2 separate regions of the Mus musculus genome follow, and region 1 is linked to region 2. The links are chromatin loops, found by intact Hi-C in ENCODE. Cell type or tissue: gastrocnemius. All regions are shown on one strand. Each heading gives the region's core, and the rest is flanking DNA. Links, peaks and the distances in the headings are about the cores only. Region 1 has its middle 22 kb from the start of Gm35248. Region 2 holds the start of Atp6v1c1 (ATPase, H+ transporting, lysosomal V1 subunit C1).

Evidence for each region. A loop is a pair of places that touch in the nucleus more often than their neighbours do. Peaks named below come from ENCODE experiments on the same cell type or tissue, not always from the same donor. Only the 100,000 strongest peaks of a DNase experiment are listed, where the experiment ranks them.
Region 1: a loop joins it to region 2, with 2.4 times the contacts of the local background. A loop is called at or near these places in 6 of 42 quality-filtered maps.

What each region holds. Positions count from the first base shown.
Region 1 is chr15:38,271,582-38,282,876 of GRCm38, reverse strand. No RefSeq gene overlaps it. Among named protein-coding and RNA genes, the nearest start is that of Gm35248, 22 kb to the left of the region's middle. In gastrocnemius, for the core only: no CTCF peak of the experiment used is centred there; a DNase peak (open chromatin) is centred at 4,732; H3K27ac peaks cover 1,346 bases.
Region 2 is chr15:38,657,155-38,668,449 of GRCm38, reverse strand. It overlaps Atp6v1c1 (ATPase, H+ transporting, lysosomal V1 subunit C1), which reads right to left and starts at 6,546. Exons shown (of 13, transcript NM_025494.3): 1 at 6,367-6,546. In gastrocnemius, for the core only: no CTCF peak of the experiment used is centred there; a DNase peak (open chromatin) is centred at 6,584; H3K4me3 peaks cover 1,940 bases; H3K27ac peaks cover 1,564 bases.

The DNA.
Region 1 (11,295 bases), core at 1,289-9,288, 380 kb after region 2:
CTCCTAACACAAGTGAGGACCACAGGAGGTGAGAACCACAGGAAGTGTGGGGGAGGATGCAGACAGCAGCAGATCCTCAGCTACTCCGTCCTACCCTCAACTGCTCCTTCTGGCCTCGGTATGTGTCTAACTCTCCTGGCTCCGATTTTTGCCTTTAAGGACAAATGGCAGAATTCCCTGGAAGACAAAGGCTCCACACTCGGGAGTGACTCAAGTCCTAAGCCCCTGGCCAAAAGCTGGGGCTTCCTCCATGCTGGAGTGAAGAGGTGTTGATGGTTTTTGGTTTTCTTTTCTTTTCTTTTTTTCTGAGTTTCCATTTTGTGGGGCATTGTTCCACTTTGTCTGCAGGCCTTTTTCAGCAACTGTGTAACAAATGCTCTTTAAAGACAGCCAGCAGTGGCGGCACCCAGACTGCCCTGCAGGGCTGGGCCAGTGTGCAGACACCCTGGGTGGTCGTTGCAGCTGTAACTACCGGGTCAACAGCCACTGAGGAAGAAAACCGGGTGGAAACTTGACCTTGGCCCCCAGCTACTCCACTAGTCTGGTTTTGCTGCTTTAGTGCTTAACCTGCCCAGGGGCTACATCTGGGATTAGAGTCTGCAGGCAGGGTTTTGGGTCAGGGCTCAGCCCTGAACTCCCAGGGGAAGAACGTTTCATTCCTGGTTCATTCTCCACTGCTTTGAAGGTTGAAAGCAAACTACTACCCCGCTTCTGAATCCAGCCTGGGTTTCCTCTTAGCTCATCCTGAACAAACTGTTTGACTGCCTGGAGGAAACGCCATGTTGTTTTTTCTCAAAGATGAAGTGGACACTACACTAATATTTACTCAGACAACTTTGTTTAAAGGATGGCTCAATGTGCATTTGAGTTGTATTGCAGAGCCAGGTGCTCAATAAACGTTAACTACAAGAGAAGGTGTGGCTGTACTCACCTGTGTTCACACTGGGCGGGGCACGGAGAACAGCAAGCAGTCTCAAGTCCGATGCTGACCCAAGCTATAGCAGATTCTAAGCTACTATGTGAGTACTTGTCTCAAAAAACATAAACAAACAAACACACATAAATTAATGTTAGCTTATGTTATCTCTTAAAATATTATATTTAATGGGGCTAGAGAAATGGCTCAGCGGGTTAAGAACACATACTACTGATCCTGTGGGGCTCTTGGGCATCCGGGATTCCAGTCCCAGGAGATAAGACCTTCTTCCAACAGACATGCAGACAAAACATTCATACACACAAAATAAAAATAAATCGAAGTATATAGTAAGTAAAACCATCAACATCATCACCACTGTGGTGTGTGTGTGTGTGTGTGTGTATGTATGTGTGTGTGCGTGTGTGTGTGTGTGCGTGTGGTGTGTGTGTGCACGTGTGTGGTGTGTGCGCGTGTGGTGTGTGTGTGTGCGTGTATGTGTGTGTGCATGTGGTGTGTGTGTGCGTGTGTGTGTGTGTGTGTGCATGTTGTTAGGTTTGCACAGTTAGGTGCCAAGTGCCTTTGCGTGCTGAGCCATGTGCCCACCCAGTACGTACTCTCTTACCACCTCCCTCCCCATCATGCTGCCCTTCCGGTGTGTAGAAACTCATGTTACCTCTGTCTGGAAATCGCTCCTTCCTCTCCACTGTCCTCCCATAATCTTGCCCGTTGTCCATTTCAGACTTATTCTGAAACCAGCCAGAAAAAGCCTGAGTGGGGGCTGGTGAGAGGGCTCAGTGATTAGGAGCACCGACTGCTCTTCCAAAGGTCCTGAGTTCAAATCCCAGCAACCACATGGTGGCTCACAACCATCCGTAACTCGATCTGAATCCCTCTTCTGGTGTGTCTGAAGACAGCTACAGTATACTTACATATAATAAATGAATGAATGAATGAATGAATGAATGAATATTAAAAAAAAGAAAAGAAAAGAGAAGAGAAGGAAAGAAAAGGAAAAAGAAAAGAAAAGAAAAGAAAAAAAAAGAAAAAGTCTGAGTAAACTTGTGAGGGCTGCCAAGTAAAGAACAACAGACTTGCTCCTCCAGTCACTGACAGAATGGTGTGAAAGAGCAGAAAGACTCCAGGGAGACTTGCTGGCCTGATCTCCTCCATATTAGCTAATGGGCAAAGCTGCCTGTCTGTACTCATGGATGCACACTGTCTGTCTGTACTCACAGATACACACTGTCTGTCTGTACTCAAAGGTGCATCCTGTCTGTATTCACATGTTCACACTGTCTGTACTCACGGGCACACTGTCTGTATTCACATGTTCATCCTGTCTGTATTCACATGTTCACACTGTACTCACGGGCACACACTGTCTGCACTCCCGGGGACACACTGAGAGTGTGCTGGCGCTTTGTCACCAGTATGACTGAGGTGGCCTTTTTCAGAGGACAAACAGGGCCTGTCCAACCCTCACCCTAGGTGACCCTTGCGTTCACCAGCCAGTTCTCCTGCAGCAGAAGCCACAGTCCCACTGCTGTCCCAGGGGACCCTTGGAAACCAGTTAGCACAGAACACCTTTGCTTTAGGGACTTGGTGGTTTTAGGCAAGAACACAGAGAGAGAAACTGAAATGCATTCTGTGAAAAACATTGACATTGGATTTTGCATTCACTCTGTTACACACTGCATTCCCCTCACTGGTTCCATGTCCAAAGCACTCACACATAAAGTGAACCTTTGAGAGACTGAAGCCCCTGAATTTTAGAATCTCAAGTTCTGGATACAGTCAGTTCCCTGTGGATGCAGGAGCAACTGTTCATGTACAGGATGACAATACAGAGGTTCTAGGCAATAGGATGGTTAGTGATTTGTTTTTAATCTCATACAGTATTTCCTTGGATCTTCAATGTTGTGTGTACTCATGAACATTTATAATCAGAAGCAAGCTGCAAGTTGATTTTCAGGAGAATGTCACTGAGCAGAAGAGAGACGCCCTAGAGTGTCTCAGACCACACATGAAGGAAGACACTGCAGAGTAGGCTGTCCACTGTCGGGACTCATACCTTCCCACACCATCTTCTGTGTGGGCTTTAGCCAAAGCCACGTGGGTTCCCCTTCATGGTCCATAATTGTTCTCGTGATACCCCCCCTCAACTCAAGGAACACCGCCCTGAGAAACAGGCTGCAGGACCCGTACAGGCTCGGAGAGAGGCAGGGAGCACAGGAAATAGAAGTGCCCTGCACCGCCTGGGTACAGTAAAAGGCAGGGCCGTTTAGATCCTGAGCTTTGGCAACCGAATGGTGCTGTCATCCAAGCTGGACCGTGGCAGTAAACAGACTGCTTTCATCAGAGGCCTGAGGTACTTTTTGTCTAAGGCACCTTGGGTATGAGAAAGGAACAGTCAAGCTTGAATGGGCTGAAAGGCAGGAGGACTGTGGTGAATAAATGACAGTGTGTGTTGGCTTGTGACAAGGTCTCATGCAGCTCAGGTTAGTCTCAAATTCATTCTGTAGCTGAGGGAAACTTTGAACTTCTGATCTTCCTGCCTGTCCCGAGTGCTGGGACCACATCTGAATTTATGTGTTGCTGGGGATCAAACCCAGGACGCATGTCAGGAAAGCAATCTGCCAACTGAGCTACATCTCCAGCTTTCGAAAGTGGTTTTTAAAAGATGTCAAAGGCCTGGGCTGCTGCCCAGTGGTAGAGTGCTAACACGGTGAGGGCTCTGGGCCCTGGGTTTGATCTTCCCTCCCGCACTGAAAAACACCTCCCAAGACACCTAAAAACAAAAGTAGGGCAAAATCTAAAATTAGTGTGAGTGGAGTAAGAATATGCCCAGCTATACATGAGGCCCTGAGTCCCCTTAAGAGCCCTGAGAGGAAAGCTAGCACAATACAGAAAAGAGAAGGAAGGAAGGAAGGAAGGAAGGAAGGAAGGAAGGAAGGAAGGAAGGAAGGAAGAAGTCAGCATGAGAGGATGCCAGCAACCTGCCAGACAGTGGGCTCAGGGCCTTAGTTATGCCTTTTATTTTGGTGGGTTGGTCACTCCTAAGAGGATCTCCTGTGTAGTTTGGGTGACAGGCTTGAGAGATGTCAGGGGTGACAGGCATGCTTTTCCTGACAGCTTCCACTTTGTCAGCTGAAAAATAAAATCCCTCCTTTTTGCCGACCACAGAAGCTGATGAGGCCTGCAGAGTGTGAGCACTGCTCTGGTCAGTCCATGGATTGCTGGGGAAGGTTATGGGGGTGGGCTTTGAAGATGCCTTCAGGAGGGGTCTTTAGGCCTGTCACGCTTGAGGATCTTTTCCCAGGTGCATGCAAAGTCTGGGCAGAGGCATCCATTCAGACTGTGGTCCTGGTGTAAATTCTGCCCCTTGGCCTTGTAACCTCGAACCCTTCTTCTGCCTTGCTCCACTGTCATTGTGGCAATGATACCTTATATGTCTGTGCAAGGCCATAGCGGGGTGAAATGACATGACAGAAATAAGGGAAATGAAAGCAAGCTGAAAACTAACCCATGAATTTTGAGTCAAGGATCATTCAGATTTCTGGGAAGTTTCCCAGGTCAGTATTCTGGGAGACTGGGCAAATGTTTAATGGAAACTTAGGAAGGGAAGATCAAATGTGGGTGGGGACAAGAACAGGGAGAAACCTCGATGACACACTTGAACCAACCCTGGGAGGGGCCAAGTCACTTCTGACGAGGCTTACTTGATGGCTGCCTGTGGTGGTGCAAAGGTTAAACTGCCAAGGTTCAGTGACCTCCCTTGGCCTGTTTCTTGGCTCTAGCCTCCTGGTGAGAAAGGAAGCAGCTGGTGACAAGTCTGAAGTCAGCATCTACCCTGAGCAGATTCCAGTCCCAAGTGCCAAGTTGTATTGGTCTGGCTGTCTGGAAGAGAGGGGCATCTACTGCCTGGTGGTCTTGGTGGGCTGTGTGCAAACATCCAGATAGCACAGGTATGGCAGAGCCTGCCTGGGAAGATGGCGGGTCCCAAGCAAAAGTGCCAGGGGACCTGATCAGCGGCAGCGAGTTGGAGTCCTTCAGGAAGCTCTGCTATGTGGGCTCTCCTCGCTACAAATATAGTGGTATTCATTAATAGTGCGTGCAAGGCCAACCTGGCTACATTTCAAGAACTGGCTCACCCCACCCTGTCAAATCATTTTGAATAGCCTGGCATAGAAGCACAGACCTACAACCCAACACTTAGGAAGTGAGGCGCAGGATCAGGAGTTCAAAGCCATTCTTTGATATATGGGGAGTTTGAGGCCAGCCTGGTCTATATGAGAATCTTCCTAAAAAACAATAACAACAGCAAAGAAACAACAACATTGAACCACAGTGAGACACGGTGGTACATGTCTGTAATTCTAGCACCTAGGAAACAGAGGCAGGAGGATTAGGAACGCAAGACCAAGCATCCCCACAGAGCGGAGAGGAGAGAGAGCTGGTATCATTTTAAAAACCACTTCATGGAGCCCAGGCTGGCCTTGAACTTCTAATCCCCCTACATTTACCTACCACATGCAGGTTCATGTGGTGCTGTGACCTAACCCAGGGTTCTATGTGTGCCAGCCAAGAGTTCTACCAACTACATTCTATCTCCGGCCCTTAAATTGGTAATGATACCCCCACCTTATTCAGGTTAGTACTATTCACAGTAACCAAAAGGTGAAGCAGTCTGAAAGTCCATCAAAAAGAAATTATAAGTGACAGTGGCAAGGGCTGGTGAGATGGTTCACAGGGCAGAAGCCTGGTCACCTGAGGCTAGGCCCCTGGAATCACTGCCACTGTGGGAAGACTGACTTCCAGAGCTGACTTCATTTGCATGTACATACACGTGCACACCCCCCCAGAGGCATGCTTCCACTCACAGATTCACGAATATATCACATATACACACAATAACAATAACCAAGACAAACCTTTTAAATAAAAAACATGGCATATAAACATGTGATGTTATTCAGCCTTCAGAAGGAAGGGACTTGTGACACATGGTACGGCATGGGTAAAGCATCATGTTACCCCAGGTGACATAAACCCACAGTCTGATCCCACGTCTATAGGATGCCACCAGTGGATGAGTTCACTGAGAAAAAAAGTGGGCCACTACCGGGAACCATGAGGAAGGGAAAGGGTGGCCAGGTAGCTCTGCTGGTAGGATGTTTGTGGTGACATACACAGGCCCTGAGTTCAATTCTCAGAACCAGAAGAGAAAAAATAAAGAGAGGAGAAAGGAGACCTGATGTTAAATCAAAATGAACGTTAGTACAGAAACTGGAAGAATGGAAATGGAGAGTTGGAGAGATGGCTCAGTGGTTAAGAGCACCAACTGCTCTGCCAGAGGTCCTGAGTTCAATCCTAGCAACCACATGGTTGCTCACTACCATATAATGGTATCCAATGCCCTCTTCTGGTATGTCTGAAAAGAGCAATGGTATACTCATATACATTAAATAAATAAATAAATAAATAAGTAAATAAATATTAAAAAAAAAACAAAGCTTGAGAGGTGGAAATGAGATATATTTTTTAAAAGTGGAAATGGATAGTGGGTAGTCTCAGTTCCCAATGGATGAACATGAGGCTGCAGAGACTGCGCACTCAAAAGTGGTTACGCCAGGCATGGTGTGTACAACACTGGGGGGTTAAGACAATTTGGAGTTCAAAGCCTGAGTAATGTGAGCTCTTGTCTCAAAATAAAACAAAGCCCCAAACCACCAAACACCTAATGAATAACTGAATTTTAAAAAGTTAACATGGTAGCATTTGTACTGTGGTTATTTCACTCTAAAATTTAAAGAATGAAAGCAAAATAAGAGCCTGGGTGTGTGAAAGCATCAGCACAGAGCAGTCCCCCCTTAAAGGAAACACGGGGTTTCCACAGCGCAGCTCCCGGGAGACTCCACAGAGGCCACCGTAGATGCTTCCTGGAGCTGAGGGCCTCGGGTTCCAACCTCCATTCACAGGGAAGAGAAAATGAGCACTGAAAATGAGCAGGAAAAATTTGTGGTTTTTTTCTACCGGTGTATGCCTTCTTCCTACAGCTGCTCAAAAACTCTAATAATTACCAAAGACCCCAAGTTTCCACCAGCTTGACAGGGCCGCAAGCCTGTCATGGTCACTGAGACTCTGGCAGTAGGACCGAAGATGTCATCTTGCTGAAATCAAGGAGACACCCATCAGCAGCTGTGGGGCTCAGTGTCCCCTCTCCTTCTGAGGACCAGAGAGCTAGGACATCATCTTCCCTTCTGGTCCACCCATCTGGTTGTGACAGAAAACACCAATGTTTGAGCCCAATGTGGTGGATGGAAGGTATTTCTTTGAGCCTCCCTCCATGCCTGCTGAGTGCTATGAATCTGACCCCGAGTCCACACAAGCCAGGCAAGGGCTCTATTTCTGAGCTGCTTGTTTTAAAACAAAATCTCAATTTGTTTGATTTTTAATAATGAAGACTTAAGAGCCCAATGCTGGGGTGAAAGCCTGTTAACTCAGAGAGACAGAGAAAGCACCCAGCTGACCTTCCTCCACAGCCGACATTCCAAAAGGAAAGCTCTTCTTCTCCATGCCATCTCCAAAACCCTCAGACTGAGTGTCCCTCCACTCTACTTCCTGTGCATCACTGAGTGTCCCTCCACTCTACTTCCTGTGCGTCTCTCTATCCAGCCTCCTGACCTCTTCTTACTCTGTTTTCTTTTTGTTATGTCCACTCCCTGTCAACAGGTTGCTTGCTCTGCCTCTTGGCTTATGACTGACTTTGTTTAATCTTGTTTACAATAAACAGAAAGCTCTTGAATTAAAGGTGTATTCTAAGGCTGAGCCACACCACAGCCAGAAACAGGTTTTTCCGGTAAACTATACAATCTTGGAGTTCACACTGTGATCAGCTATCCTGCAACAACTGTCCCATAGGCTGCCAGTCATAGGCATCTATGTCACAGCTACCAGTCAGACACATGAGCACCCTGAAAGTGTCTGTCAGTGATCAGAGAGCCAAATGATGCAGGAATGGTGTCCCAACCACTAAGCTCTGAGATCTTGGAGCAAAGCCCTCTACTGCGAGAGGATATCTTCCCCAGAAGTGAGGCAAGACAGAGATCATGGTCGGACAGTCGTCAGACTCCTGGAGAGGACACAGCACTATTCACTATTCTTTCCTTCTTGAGCTACGTCCGAAGTAAAATGGCCACTCAAGATTTCACTTCCCCCCAAAGACTACATGCTTAAATCTCTGTCCTGTGGGCAGCTGGTTTTGCTGCTGTTGTTTATAATTCACACGTCAGCGAGTCGGGGTGCTTGTGGGTCATGGAATGATCCAGCAGCACCCTTAAGAGAGGCTACCTGTTATGGTTTGAATCTTAAAAGTCCCTTAAGGTTTTGTATTTAAGGTTCGGCCCCCAGATGACAGAGCTACTGGGAGGCAGTAGAACCTTCAGGGAGTGGGGCCTATTGTAAAGAAGCCAGTGGTGGGTGGGTGAGTGTGCATATATTGGATGTGGATGTTTGTGTGCATGCATTAGGATGTGTGTGTACGTGTGTGTATGTATGTGTGTGTGTGTGTACGTGTGTGTGTGTGTATGTGTGTATGTGTGTGTGTGTGTGCGCGCGCGCGCGCATATGTGCATACATTAGAGTGTGAGGAGTGTGTGTGTTTGGAGGGGGTGTCCCCTTCTTTCATGTCACAACAAGGTGAGCAGGTTTCTCCAACTGTGGTCCCTGCCACAGTGTTCTGCCCTGCCACAGACTGGAAGAGGTGATCCTGAGTGGCCAGAGTGGAATGTTCTAAAATGAAGCGCAAGTCTCCCATTCCTTGAGTTACTTTTCTTTGTGTCACAGGGTCAGGAAGCTGAGCATTGGGAAACCATGGGTTTTCAGCAGATTCTGTCACCGTGCTGCACCCACAGGTGAAAGGGCATCTCTCCCGGTGAGTGGAAGCCCTGGTAATTGTTTCTCCCAAGTTCCCCAGGGGTTTTCAGTGTGCAAATGGGGTTGAGGGCCACCACCACTGCAGCTTCCAGGTGACAGCTGGTGTCCTTGCCACTGGAATTGGTGCTCCGTCTTATTTAGAGAGAGCATCTATGTTCTTATGCACACTATCATGTCACTGCAGCTGAATGGCTCCCGTGACTCCCGTTCCACAGTCAGAATAGCAGTTTGATGTGGTTCACATTCCAGGCCAAAATTCACAGACAGAGGCTTCCAATCAGCAGAGAGGCAGATAGTGGTGCACGTCCTGGGGAAGTGGCCATGCTTAAGCTCCGAAGTGTCATCTGTGTCAGAAAGGAACTTCAGTGAGTAGCCAAGGCAGAGGCATTCTGTTCTGTTTTGTCTAATTGTTTTGTGACAGCGTCTTGCTATGCAACTCAAGCAGGCCTTGAACACCCCATCTGCCTGTCTCAGCCTCCTGAGTGCTAGGATTATGACCATGCACCATTATACGATGAAATTTAAAAGTGACAGTTTTTTCTAACCGGGCTAGCTCCCAAATAATCGAGTCGGAAACCTACTGATTTATTCAACACGTTTTAAGAACAATAACTGAGCAGATATTCCTAACCCTCTACGCTCTCTAGCTACTTGCCAGCCTCTCGCTCTGAGTAACTTGTGTTTAGTCTCTCCTTGGCTCACTCCGCTGTAGCTGTCTGTGCTCATGGAGAACTCCCTTGATGGCTCCTTCTCATGCCTGACCTCACGGCCAATCTTCTTCCCTTTTTTTCCATCTCATGGTCCTGCTTTTTGACCTCCACCTGCCTCATGGCCAAATCCTTCTCCTGGCTCCTCTCCCTCACCGGGATCAGAAGTTCAGCCTTTCTATCTCCTCTGCCCCGTCACTGGCTGTTCAGCCTTCTTATTAATCAATCAGTGATAATTGGGGAACTTTCTTTACATCACACTGATACAGGGGAGTCTTCAATATCCATTACAGCGCCTGTGTCTAGACTGTAACTAGATGTCCTGCCCCGGAATCAGCATCTGGATACACAGAGCATAAGACCAACCCACAACATACCACCAGGCTCGGATCAGAGGCACTGTTATTTTAAGAGCTTTACCATGTAAGGTCGGCCAAAGGTGCAACTCGGCAGCTTCCATGATACAGACACTGCCTGTATGCTTAGTTTGGGTGGCAATAAATACTCAAGTCTTGCTGGGCTTAAGCTCTAATGTCATCTCATAGTGTAAGTACCCAGAATCTCTTAGTGTTTTTGTCATTCAATAAGAATTTACTTATGTCATCTATACATAATATAATCTCTACATAAGCATACACAAACACACACACACACTTTGGTCCTTCATGTTTTTTCTAAGACATTGTTCATATAAGTTGTCAGCTTATAGGCCATGGCACTAGAATTCCCCCAGGGACCTAGCAACTGCTTACATCATCACCTGCCACCATACCTCCAGGTACAGGTGATGCACCAAGTGGTTTATAAAAAGCACTGCTTGCTACCCCTGCTCTTTGTCCCTCTGTCTTTCTGACTCTCTCTTTTTCTTTCTCTGTCTCTTTGTTCCCATCTGTTCCTAGTTGTTCTCTCTCTCTCTCTCTCTCTCTCTCTCTCTCTCTCTCTCTCTCTCTCTCTCTCTCTCTCTCTCTCTCTCCGTGTGTGTGTGTGTGTGTGTGTGTGTGTGTGTGTCCTCCTCTGTCCCCTCTTCTCTGCCCTCCTGGCTCTGCTCCTGTCTGTCTGCCTCTGCTCCTGTCTGTCTGCCTCTGCCCCTTCTTCAGGTCCTCATGCCCTTCCCTCCCCCAGAGAAACTTCCTTATACCAGGTTTGTCTTCACATCCTTTGCTTTGGGGTTTTGTTTTGCTGTTGGGAATCGAGCCACCACTCCACCTATCTGTATTTGTTTAATGAGTGTCAAGTAGTAAAAAGACTAGAGCGTGGCAGTATCCAGGTGCAGTGTCCCAGCTCTCTAACACCCAGCCTGTCACATGATGCTTTCTTGGAAGCTTTTGAGCATCCCAAATGGTCAAGGAGTCTCAGTGGTAGGAAGTCTCTCAAACGCAGTATGAGCAATGTTTAACTTTCCAGTCTCCAAATGAGCAGATAGCTGAAGGGTGTGTTCAGCTGTTGACTTGTGTGTCTGGGGAAACAGCCTGGGGCAGAGAACTTCAGTTGTGAATCTTGTCCTCCAACAGTCCCAGAAGGCCCTTCAGCACTGTGCCAGTCCTAGGGTATCCATTAGACTGCTCTTCTCTTCCTTTTGATAAGAACTTTCACTAGGGCAGTGTGGTTCTCAACCTGTGGGTTGTGACGCCTTTGAGAGGTGAATGGTCTCTTCATGGGGTCACCTAAGACTATCAGAAAACACAGATATTTACATTATGATTCATATAACAGTAGCAAATTACAGTTATAAAG
Region 2 (11,295 bases), core at 1,933-9,932:
AAGCCCGATGACCCAAACCCCAATACACAAGAACTCCATGATGAGAGCACTGACCACACACCACACCCACACTCTACAGGAACTCCATGATGGAGGGCATTGACCACACACACACCTGCAAGTCATATGATGACCTTCACAAAAGCACTGTGACACATGCATACATACACACATACACACATACATACACACATACACACACACACACACACACACACACACACACACACATACACAAACAGTTTTTAAAAGTCAAAAAATATTGTGAGGACATATGTACCAGTGATATCCATGTCTAGATATGGACTCTTCCTTTATCATTATTCCTTAAAGCAGAACAACAACTTACACAGCCCGTCCACTGCACATTTAACACTGACAGTTAATACTGGATGGTTTAAAGTGCACAGGGCATGTGTGTAGTGACAAGGAGACAGGGAAGAGGGAAGATGCTGACGGCCAAGCATACTAAAGCAGTTTATTCCAACAGGCGTAGGAAATGGCAGGTTGAGGTAACAGCACAACAGCCCTCCAAACAGCACTCCACCTTTACAGAGGGGTCAAGATGAGACAAAGTTGTCACACCTACCCTTACAATACCATTTATCCTATACAAAGAAGTGTTTCCTCTCTGCATGTAAAAATGCTACCCTTCACAGCAGAAGCATCTTAGTCATAACTGGTGGAGGGGAACTTGTTCCTGACTTGTTTAATTGTTTCTAGCAACTAAAGGAGAGCTTACCTTTCAATATTTCCAAGATATATATGAGATCTAGAACTGACAAACTATGTATTATCAATAAATACATCTTAACTTTTTCAAATTTTTAAGTGAAACAATATTTACTTAAAGACTACCTAAGTGTCTTCAGCACATTTAGATATGAAAGAAAGCAATCTCTAATCAGTTTTGTTTATAAACAGCTATCTTGTCATCCCACTGTCAAGAAATAGATTTGTAAACAGAGAGTTTTGCAGACACCTATCAACAAGTAGGAAGACTCCAAGGCATGTTAGGACCAGCAGAGCAAATTTCCGTTACTACCCCAGCCCGCTGTCCTCTTGGAATGTACTCAAAACCCATTCTTTGGAGACGAAGAAAGTAGCTCTGTTGGCAGAGTACTTGTCTAGCAAGCCTGAAGCCCTGGGTTCTATCCCCAACACCTCCTAAGTTATGTGTGGTAGGTAGCACACCAGTATTCCTAGCACCTGGGAAGTAGAGACAGGAGGATCCAAAGTTCAAGGTCATCCTTGATTATATTTAGTTCTAGTTGAGACCAGCCTAGGTTACATGAGGATATTTCAAAAAGAATAAAAGAAAGTCACTATACAAAATACAATGTTGGAAAGTACCTAGTAATTTCTGGTAAAGCTATTATACTTGAATTGACACAGTGGCCAACAAGTGCAATCTGTCTATCATTGAAAGCCATTAACTAGAGCTCTCTCAACCTGGGAAAGTGACTCACCTTTAGAATCTCAGCATCTAGGAGACTAAAAGGTGAGAGTTTGGGGCTAGCTTGGACTTTATAAGGAGCATGAGGCCAACCTGGGCCAGTGTGAAACCCTAGCTTATAAAACAAAAACAACAGGGCCAAGGAGAGGGGTAAGAGCCCTGGCTGTTCAGCCTGGGGATCCAAGTTCTGTCCCCAGAACCTGAGTAAAGAGGGCAGCCTCGGTGGCACACAGTGTAACCCCAGTAAAAGATGAGAGGCAATGACAGAAGACTCACCCAGAAGCTTACAAGTCAGCCACCCTGGTGTACACAGTGCAATAGAAACCACAGGAAGAAATCAATGCTCAAAGTTGTCTTCTGACCTCCACACAACCCATACCTCAAGAGCCCCTGAGCCCAGCTCTCAGGACTTCCCTTTTCTTTGTGGCTGGTCATTTATATAATCATTTTTAATTTATAATGATCTCTCAGATATACTATGTTCAAGTCTGAAATTCAAGTTAAAGGTCTAAAATCAGGGCTAGGGACATGGCTAACATATAGAATACACTCCTGTCTAGCTACACACAAGACTCTGTCTGATTCAATTCCTCACATCGCCTCCCTTAAAATAAAAACTGCTTCAAGGACAACACATACTGAATCATGAGTAATGAAAAGCACTTCAATATGTTAAACAATTTGGTGATAAATTCCTCTAGAGCAGATGCTTCACTGCTCCTTTAGAGCAGAGAACAGTTAATGAAGATATCTGTCCAAAGTCATAGCTAGTAACTATACTTACTGAGACTGATTTCATCCATCTATTTAAGTTCTCATACAGTTAAAAATAGTAAAATGTGTTTCTCCAGTTAATAGTAAAAACCATAAAAGAAAAACTGAATTCACAAAAGTATTACTCTTATTTTCTGTATCTTCAATGTTGAATATTTGCCAAAGTATGTAATAACAGTGCATGCTTATCTGTCTCCGTGAGAAATGCACAGGACTATTTCAAGTACTAGTCAGAATGTGGTGGACGGACATGTCTAAACATGGGAGACTTTTGTCTAAAATAATGTTAGCATTATAGTTCTGAAGCCCTAAACTGGTACAACCTCAATGGTGAAGTTAATAGGCCAGGGGCCGGAGACGGCTCAACAGTTAAGAGCATTTGCTGCTCTTGCAGAGGAACCAGGTTCAGTTCCCAACTCTCCTCTCAGCTCACAACCACCATCCAGTTCCAGGGGATCCAATGCCCTTTTCTGGCTTCCAAAAGTACCAGGCACAAGTGGTATATATAACATACATGCACACAAAACACTCACACACAAAATAAAAATAATTTATTTTAAAAAGTTAATGTGACAGTTAATTGTGTTAACTTAAGTAGCCTCTTTATTCAGTCTGCTTTAATCGCTTAGTAAATGCCCACTCGGTAATATATAGCCCTGGCTGACACTGAACTCAGAGATTCTCGTGCCTTTGTCTCACAAGTACTGAGATTAAAGGTGTGCATCACAAATGGCATCAACCTCTATCTATAAAATGTTCATCCAACATTGTATTTTCAAACGCCCACCACGTTCCTCACTTCAGATGTATGTCTTATCCTGCCATAACAGAAGCACCTCTCCTCCACTGACTACTGGACTCAATTCTCTGAACTCGTGTGTGTGTGTGTGTGTGTGTGTGTGCGTGCGTGTGTGCACACGCGCGCACGCGAGCGCATGTGCGAACAACAAGTGCATTTCCCTGGCTTACAGATGAGAGAGGAGTTCGGTGATGCAGGGCTGTAAATTGATACTTAGGAGGCACAGGTAGAAGGATCGGGAGTCCAAGGCTCACCTTGGTTTAATGCCTTGAACACCATGCTAATGCTGTCTTTAACACTGATAATAGTGGGTGCGTATTGGCACATACCTTTAGTTTCAGCTCTCAGAAGCAGAGTCAGGCAGAACTCTAGAGAGTTTGAGGCCAGCCAGGGCTGTTACACAAAGAAACCTTGTCTCAAGAGGGAAAAAATGTTGATGAAATGGAAATCAAATGCAAATTAATTTGTAGTTAAAATGAAAGAGCTCTACATCCAAATGGTGAAAACAACACAACCTTAGACGGAATACAGTCTGGACAAGGCAAACTATAGCAGACACTTAGTCAAAACTACTGTTATTCCAAGCAAAATCAAGTACAAAGGGGGAAAGGGATTACAGAACTGTGCCCCAGCTCAGGCCGACAGTGTTCCAGGTCAGCAGGATACACAAGTCAAAAGGAAGGCTTACTGCCCACCAAGGGACTGGTGGCCTGCAGAGGCCCTTTGCCAAAGTTCACTGTGGCATGCTGGTCTTGCTCTTGACCAATGGACATTATCCTACAAGTTAGGACAATGATGCAGAATCCTAAGTTTTAGGTTTAAGAAAAACGAAACAAAATAACTAATATAAATAAGAAGGCTAAGATTTATAAACATGCTGAGTGGTGTAGGCCAGCCTGGTCTACAGAATGAGTTCTAGAACAGCCAGGGCCAAACAGAGAAACCCTGTCTCAAAAAAATAAAAAAATGTATAAACATAAAAAAAAAATTATAAGCACGCACATGCCAGCACTCAGAAGCTGAGGCAGGCTGCTTGCTGGATTGGAGGACAACCTCGTATACATAAAGAAACCCTGTCTCAAAAAAAAAAAAAAAGTAAAAAAAGAAATGCACACACACACACACACACACACACAAGTCTTTAATCCCAGCACTCAGGAAGCAGGTGTATAGCTGTGAGTTCAAGGTCAGCCTGGTCTATATAATGAGTTCGAGGATAGCCAGGGACCCTGTCTCCAAAAGTTAAAATTAAAAAAAAATTAAAAAGATGTGTGTGTGTGTGTTGTGTGTGTAAATCCTGCCCTGTTTAAATGCAGACTAAGAGTAGCCCCTAGCTCTCAGCATTCAGGATGCAGAGCACTATTTCTTGAGATCCGATCTGGTACCTGCAAAGTAACCAAAAGACAAAAGGATCCTGTAGTTTTGAGCAGAAAAGCCGAGGCTCCGACTTCAGCACAACGAGACTCACTTGTTGCCAGACTTAACTGCGATTATCACCGTGAGCACTTTAGCTCACCTTAGGGCTCTTTATCTCCTCCAGCTCGACAGCACACAGAAACCCAAAGCACTCTCACAGAGCAGCTCTGGCTGGCCTGCAACTCACTCTACCTGCCAGGGCGGCTCAAACTGTGGAGGACTTGCAGGGCCACACACAGTCTGTCTCCAGCACCTATGATCTTCACTGGATTCCCTGAGCAGTCTGACTCCAGCTCTCCCCACACACAGGCCAGTCTGTCCACATCCCACCACCACACCTTTCTCATTCCAGGTTCTCTGCAAGTTCTGGAAAGGCACGTTCCTCCTCTCACTTCAAGGCCTTGACAAACTCTGTTCCCTCAACCTGGAATGTCCTTTTCACTCCTGCCTGCTCACCCCCTTTTCACACCAACCTCTTCTCAGTCATATCCTCAACAAAGCCTTCTTTGAATCTTCCACAAAAGTCATATTCCTGGGAAACATCTCTGTACTGCTCCATTACTCCTTCGGAGTAGATTTTACACACACACACACACACACACATTTATGTATATGTGTGTATATATATGTATATATGTAGATGTATATATATATGTGTGTGTGTGTGTATACATATATATATAGAGAGAGAGAGAGAGAGAGAGAGGGAGAGAGAGAGAGAGACAAGTGGTCTCACTATTTATTTAGCTTTGGTTGGCTCTGCCTCCTAAGTGCTAGGACTAAAGGTTAGTGCTCTATCACACGCCAAATGCACGACTATTAAAACCTATCTCCTCTGAATCTGTCTGGAAGCTCTGACAGCAGAGTCCCTGTCTGCTTCCTAAACCTTAGCACTCCCATAGTATCAGCCATAGAGCATGCAGTATATGAACAAGTATCACCAGACTTCAAAACTATTTCCCACTTTTCCACAATGCAGCCTACTACAAAAGCCTGGCCTTTGGCACCCCTAAATCATGTCTTCTTCTCTCATCAGGCCCTCAAATAACGAGGCTTTCACTGAGTAAAAAGTTCTCCTCTGTTGCCTCCAATCCCACCGACTTGCCAAGACCCAAACTCAAGTTTTCTTTCCTCCAGGATACTTTTCTCCTCCTTCTGTTTTTACCAGTTCTATACAACCTCATCTTTCCCCTGTGACTTATCTTCCCACCATCAATGTGAACTTTTAGGGCTGGGCTATTCACACCCGACCATTTCATTCCCGGGGCACCACTAAGTACAGAGTAGACAATTTTCCCCCTGATAACATTTTTCCTCTGAAAAGAACACAAGCTTCCCTCTTATGCCTCATAGGTGATTCAATCTGCCTTATAAGAGACTCTGTCCACCAGTTCCTTTTCGGGGATGTTGTTTAACCTCCCCCAACCCCAATCTAGTGAAATGTTTTTAAGCTGCCTGTATTCCTGTTTCATCCACTGCCTACAATGACCCCCGTGTCCTCTGTGACCGCCCCCTGCCTGCAGTGGGCACCCCTTCCGCCCTGAAAACTGTAATCCCTTCTATTCACATACAGGCGTAAACACCCAGTGGAGACTGCACACACACGCCGGTGAACCCTGAGCCTCACCTGAGGCATTCTGTCACTGTCCACCTTCTCACAAGTGACCAGGACTCGCTGGGATTCCCACCCAAGAAGGACCCGAATGTACAACACTTCTCCCTTCTGCCACTGAGTTCCCCGTCTGGGCCCCTTCCCCCTCCTTCTTCTTCCAAAGACACCAACCCTAGGCCCTGAGATGCGGAGAGCCCGCACCCAGGCCGGTTGCAGGTCCGACGCCACAGTCTAGGCCCCCGCGCCGCCCCCATCCTTCCCCGGCGGCCACTGCAGCGTCAGCTCCCCGCAGGGCTATCGCTCACTGACCCGAGGTGTCTCAGGAGGCGGCGGCGGCGACAGGTGCGGAGGCAGGAAGCCTGGTAGACGTTAACCGCTCAGCGCTCCATCCCTCCCGGACCTAAGCTCCGGCCTTTCGGCTTCCTCGACCCCTGCGCCCAGAGCAAGTCACGTGCCAGCCGGAGCAGTCAGCTGACCGCGGCGCACGCCGCTCCGCCTACGCGCGCGCACCACTGCGCGCAATCACGATGCGGCCAGGCCTCCGGAGAAGGCGGGGCTGAGAGAGCGCGCAGAGCGGGCTTCCGGGTGGGCGGAGCTTGCCGCTCCTCCAGATGCACCTGCGGTGGTTGGCCAGCCACCAGAAAATTCCCGCCCACCCTAAAATTACCCACAGGTTTCAGCCATTCAGACTCCCCCAAGCTCCTGCACTGACTTCTGCACTGCAAGTTTTGACAGTCCAGGTTTCGGGGAAATTTTTTCTAATAATCCACTTCAGTAGTTTCATATTTTTCATCCAATCTGGTATCACTTCGTTCCATAAAGTGATAAAGTGTTCAGGTTTAGTTACTCAGCACCAAACATTGTTAATTAGTTTTTTAGAATTAGCTAGTGGAGTGACCCCCTTGCCAGGAACTCCAAACTGTCTGGTTTAGGGGTACCAAAATGGATACAGGAAGTCAAGAAAGGTTTATGGACAGGGAAAAACCATCAGCCTTGGGTTCCAGAAAAATAGATATCAACCTACTCTCACAAACCGTGCACATCTCATTGGTTGAGAAGTTAGGTGGTGCATATCTCAGCATTTTAGGTTGCATAGAGGATTGGGGACTTGTCTATTTTAATCGTTTTTAGATTTACAGCTTAGCAAAGTGAAGCTCCAGAGGTTATGGTTCTGTTTGCACAATGTGTGGGCACTCCTGGCTGTTCTTACTAGCAAGCGGAATAATAGATTTCCATTGTCAACCTGACTGGCTTTAGAATTGCTAGGAGACAAACCTCTTGGAGGGAGTTTCCAGCCAGGTTTAATGTAGGACATTCACCTCGAATATGGGCAGCAGCATCTTGAATGATAGGAACCAACACAGAATGTTTTTTTTTTTTTTTTCGAGGCTTAGAGAGATGGCTCTGAGGTTAAGAACACATACTGCTCTCACAGAGGATCTGAATTCCTTACTGGCACCCACCTGGAGTGCCTTGTGACTCCAGCTACCTCCAGGAGATCCGATTGGCTTCATCTGGCCTCCTGCAGAACCTGTAATCATATGCACTCCCAGGAAGACAAAACACTCATACACATAAATACAAATAAAATTAATCTTTTAAAAATGATAAATAGGATTAGAGAGAGAAGGTTCAACAGGTAATGGGGCACTAACCACCAAGACTGATGGCCTGAATTGTATCCCCAGAACCACAAAGTGTATTCTGCAAGATAGCCTCCCATCTCCACATGCAAGCTGTAGTACCCACAAATAAATAAATGTAATAAAATTGTCAAATAAATAATCTTTTTTTAAAGGAGAAAGCTAAGCATCAACATTCATTGCTCTCTGCTTCCTGACTACCAATACAATGTAACCAGGGCTCTCAGACTCCTGCCTTCAGAGCTACAATTACTCTCACCACCTTGCTGAACTGTGAGCCAAAAGAAACCCTTCTGTATTCATTGCTTTCCTATTGCTGTGATAAAACACATTCCAGTCCATTACCATCACAGCAGGGAAGTGTGGCAGTAGACAGACATAGCAATCATAATAGCTGAGAGCTCACAAATCAAATAACAAGCAGGAAGCAGAAAGCAAAGGAAAAAAACGGTATGAGTCTTTGCCCCTTACAGTGACATACTTCCTCCAGCAAGGCCACAGCCCCTAAATTTCCTCAAACAGTCCCACCAAACAGGGACCAAGTATTCAAATTCCTAAGGCTGTGTAGGATGCCTCGTTCACCAAACCACAGCTTCCTTCCTTGTTTTTGTCGATTATTTTGTAGCAACAAAAAAAAAAAAAAGGCAATACACAAAATTGTTAGCAAGGAACGGGTTCTTCAGTCTAATAAACCTGTTTCTTAAGTCTTTGAAATTGGTTTGCAGGATCTGTGTGTGAGAGTTTGGCGCTGTGGCCTAGAGCAGCTCTGGAATGCTTTATGGATAGTTTAGTGAGTCATAGTGAGTGGGATCCCGAAGACCAGAATGCCCACAGGAATAAAGGAAATCTGGACTCACTAGGTTTTCGATGGGAACAATGATTTAACTGGGAATCAGACTAGAAGTCCTTTGTATCCGATTCTGGAAAAGAACTTGGCTGCATTCTAGCTCTGTCCTGAAATTTTGTTTCAAATTTTAAGGTTCAGGTCAAAGTGATGGACTAAGTTATTTGGCAAGGGATTTCATGACAGTATAACATCCAGCCTGTAGAATGGTTACTGCTTGCTGAATTTAGCTTTGAATCAGGAAGAAGAAATCTATGAAATAAGCAGTTTGATTGAAGGATCTTGAACACACTTAAAACAACAGATAAGGTAGATGGAGAGAAAGCAGGCATTCCATTGATACCTCATTTACAGAAATACAAATTGAAGGAACTCTGGCCAACCCGACCATGGCGACCATGGCGACCAAGGTGAGTGTGACTCTGACAGACCTTGCCCTTATCCCCAATTCCCTCTGCCTTGCTAAAATCTATTAGATTACATTCTTGAAGCCAGCCACTACGGTCTATTTCCTATTTGGCCAATTCCTCCTCCAGAGGCTGACTACCAAGGTCCAGCAGAGCTTCTGAAGTATTGAAATCCAGCAATCAAAAGCCCCCTTTGACTCACCTAGTTAGCATGCCCAATTAAAATTAAACATCTCACCCTAACATGGGGTTTTCCTTTTTGCCTTTATAAACTGCCATTTTCCTATGGGCCACATCTATCTTCTCTCTATCCAGAGGAAGTCTTTTGTGCCCCCATCCTCTGGGACAAATATCCCTTTCCCTTCTCCCTCATCTGCTATCGCCTGCCTTTGTCTCTTATTACCTGCTTTCTCCTAGCACAAATAACTCATCTTTGTGCTAAGAACTTGGTTGCGGGGTGCCCTGAGCTGCTACTGATCACTTCATAAGTACAGTGAAAAGGAGAAAACCCAAGAAGAGTATTGCTGAAGGAGCCTTTCTTCAAAAACAACTGCCTTCAAAAACAAGATGGCTCAGTGTTTAAGAGGATGTTTTGCTCTCGCAGGGGACTAGAGTTCAGTTCGCAGCACCTACAGGCAGCTCACAGCCTCTTCCAGTTTCAGGAGTTTCAGTGACCTCTTCTGGTCTCCTGGGACTTGTTTGTGAGGTATTGTCTTGATTAATGATTGCCGTGGGAGGGCTTAGCCAATGTAGTCAGTGCCACCCGTAGGTAGGTAGTTCTGGATGGTATAAGAAAGCAAACTGAGCAAGCTGTAAAGAGCAAGCCAGCACACAGAGTTCCTCCAAGATCTGTGCTTCAGTTCCTGCCACCAAGTTCTTGCTTGAAAACTTGGCTTTGCTTTCTTCCATGATGGACTGTAGCTGTAAAATGAAATAAGCCATTTCTTCCTCAAGTTGATTGGGGTCAAGTTGGACAAGTAGACAGTGTACTTAATATAAATTATGGAAGCAAATGCCTGTCAAAACATTATTGGCATAGCTGGTTCTTGGTAGGAAGGGATATTAGGATACTCTGATTATCAAGACCTGAACACAGTGAACCTGGGCTTGTAAGGGGAGGAGAGCTGCTTTTCCTTTCTTACAGGGGCTGGGAAGGGCCACAGACTAATACAATGAGTCAAGTAGGCCTCTGCTACTTGCTAATGTTTATGGGGCTCAATTTAGCCATCTATAAATCCCAATTGGCTTATACAGCAGATTCTGTAAGATGATGTGAATAATGCAGTTAACTAAGCACCTGGCTTCATTTGTCTCCTCAAAAAATGCTGGTCGTAATGTCATGGTGACTTTCATAAAAAGAATTGAAATACAAAGAAAAGATTGAATCTCAAAAAGGCAGTAACCGAGTTCCAGAGGCACCTGGCCAGACAGGCAGACAGATGGTGACTCTGAGCCACAGTGTGGTGAGCTAGCTATGTAGGTTCAGGCATTTGAGACACGGTGAGCCCTGAGCCTCAGAGACTTTAGGGAGTTTGTTGTCACTGTTGTTTTTCTTAAAGTTGGTTTTTTTGTTTGTTTTGTTTTGGTTTTTGGTTTTTCAAGACAGGGTTTCTCTGTATAGCCCTGGCTGTCCTGGAACTCACTTTGTAGGCCAGGCTGGCCTCAAACTCAGAAATCTGCCTGCCTCTGCCTCCCAAGTGCTGGGATTGAAGGTGTGCGCCACCACGCCTGGCTTTTTGTTAAAGTTTTTGTTTTGCTGTTGAGACAAAGTCTTAGGGTGTAGCCAAGTTGACTCTGTTGCCCACAGTAACCTAGAACTTGCAACCTCTCAGCCTCCTGAATGCTATGATTGCAGGAATACACCACCACACATCTGGCTTAAATTTCCTAACAAATAAAGGGTGAGGGGAGCAGGTCATGGTGGTGCATACTTCTAATCCTAGCTTTTGGGAGGCAGAGATGGTCAGATCTCTGCGATTTCTAGGTCAGCCTGGTCTACACAGCAAGTTCCTAGACCAGGTGAAGATACACAGTGAACACTGTCTTAAAAGGGGGTGTGGTGGGCAAAATGGATAACAGGGTAAAAGTACTTGCCACCAAGCTTGATAACCCATTTTTAACTGCCCGGATCCCATGGTGCAAGGAGAAAACTGACTCCCTCGAGTCTTCCTCTGATCTCCGCTGCACACATGCGTGCACACATGCACACACATGCACACATGCATGATGAGAGTACACATGCACAAAGCAAGTAAGTAAATATAAATTTTAAAAACTTTTAATTTTAGCTCTTACTTATATCAGCTAGGCGAGGCGGCTCATACCTGTAATCCCAGCACTAGGA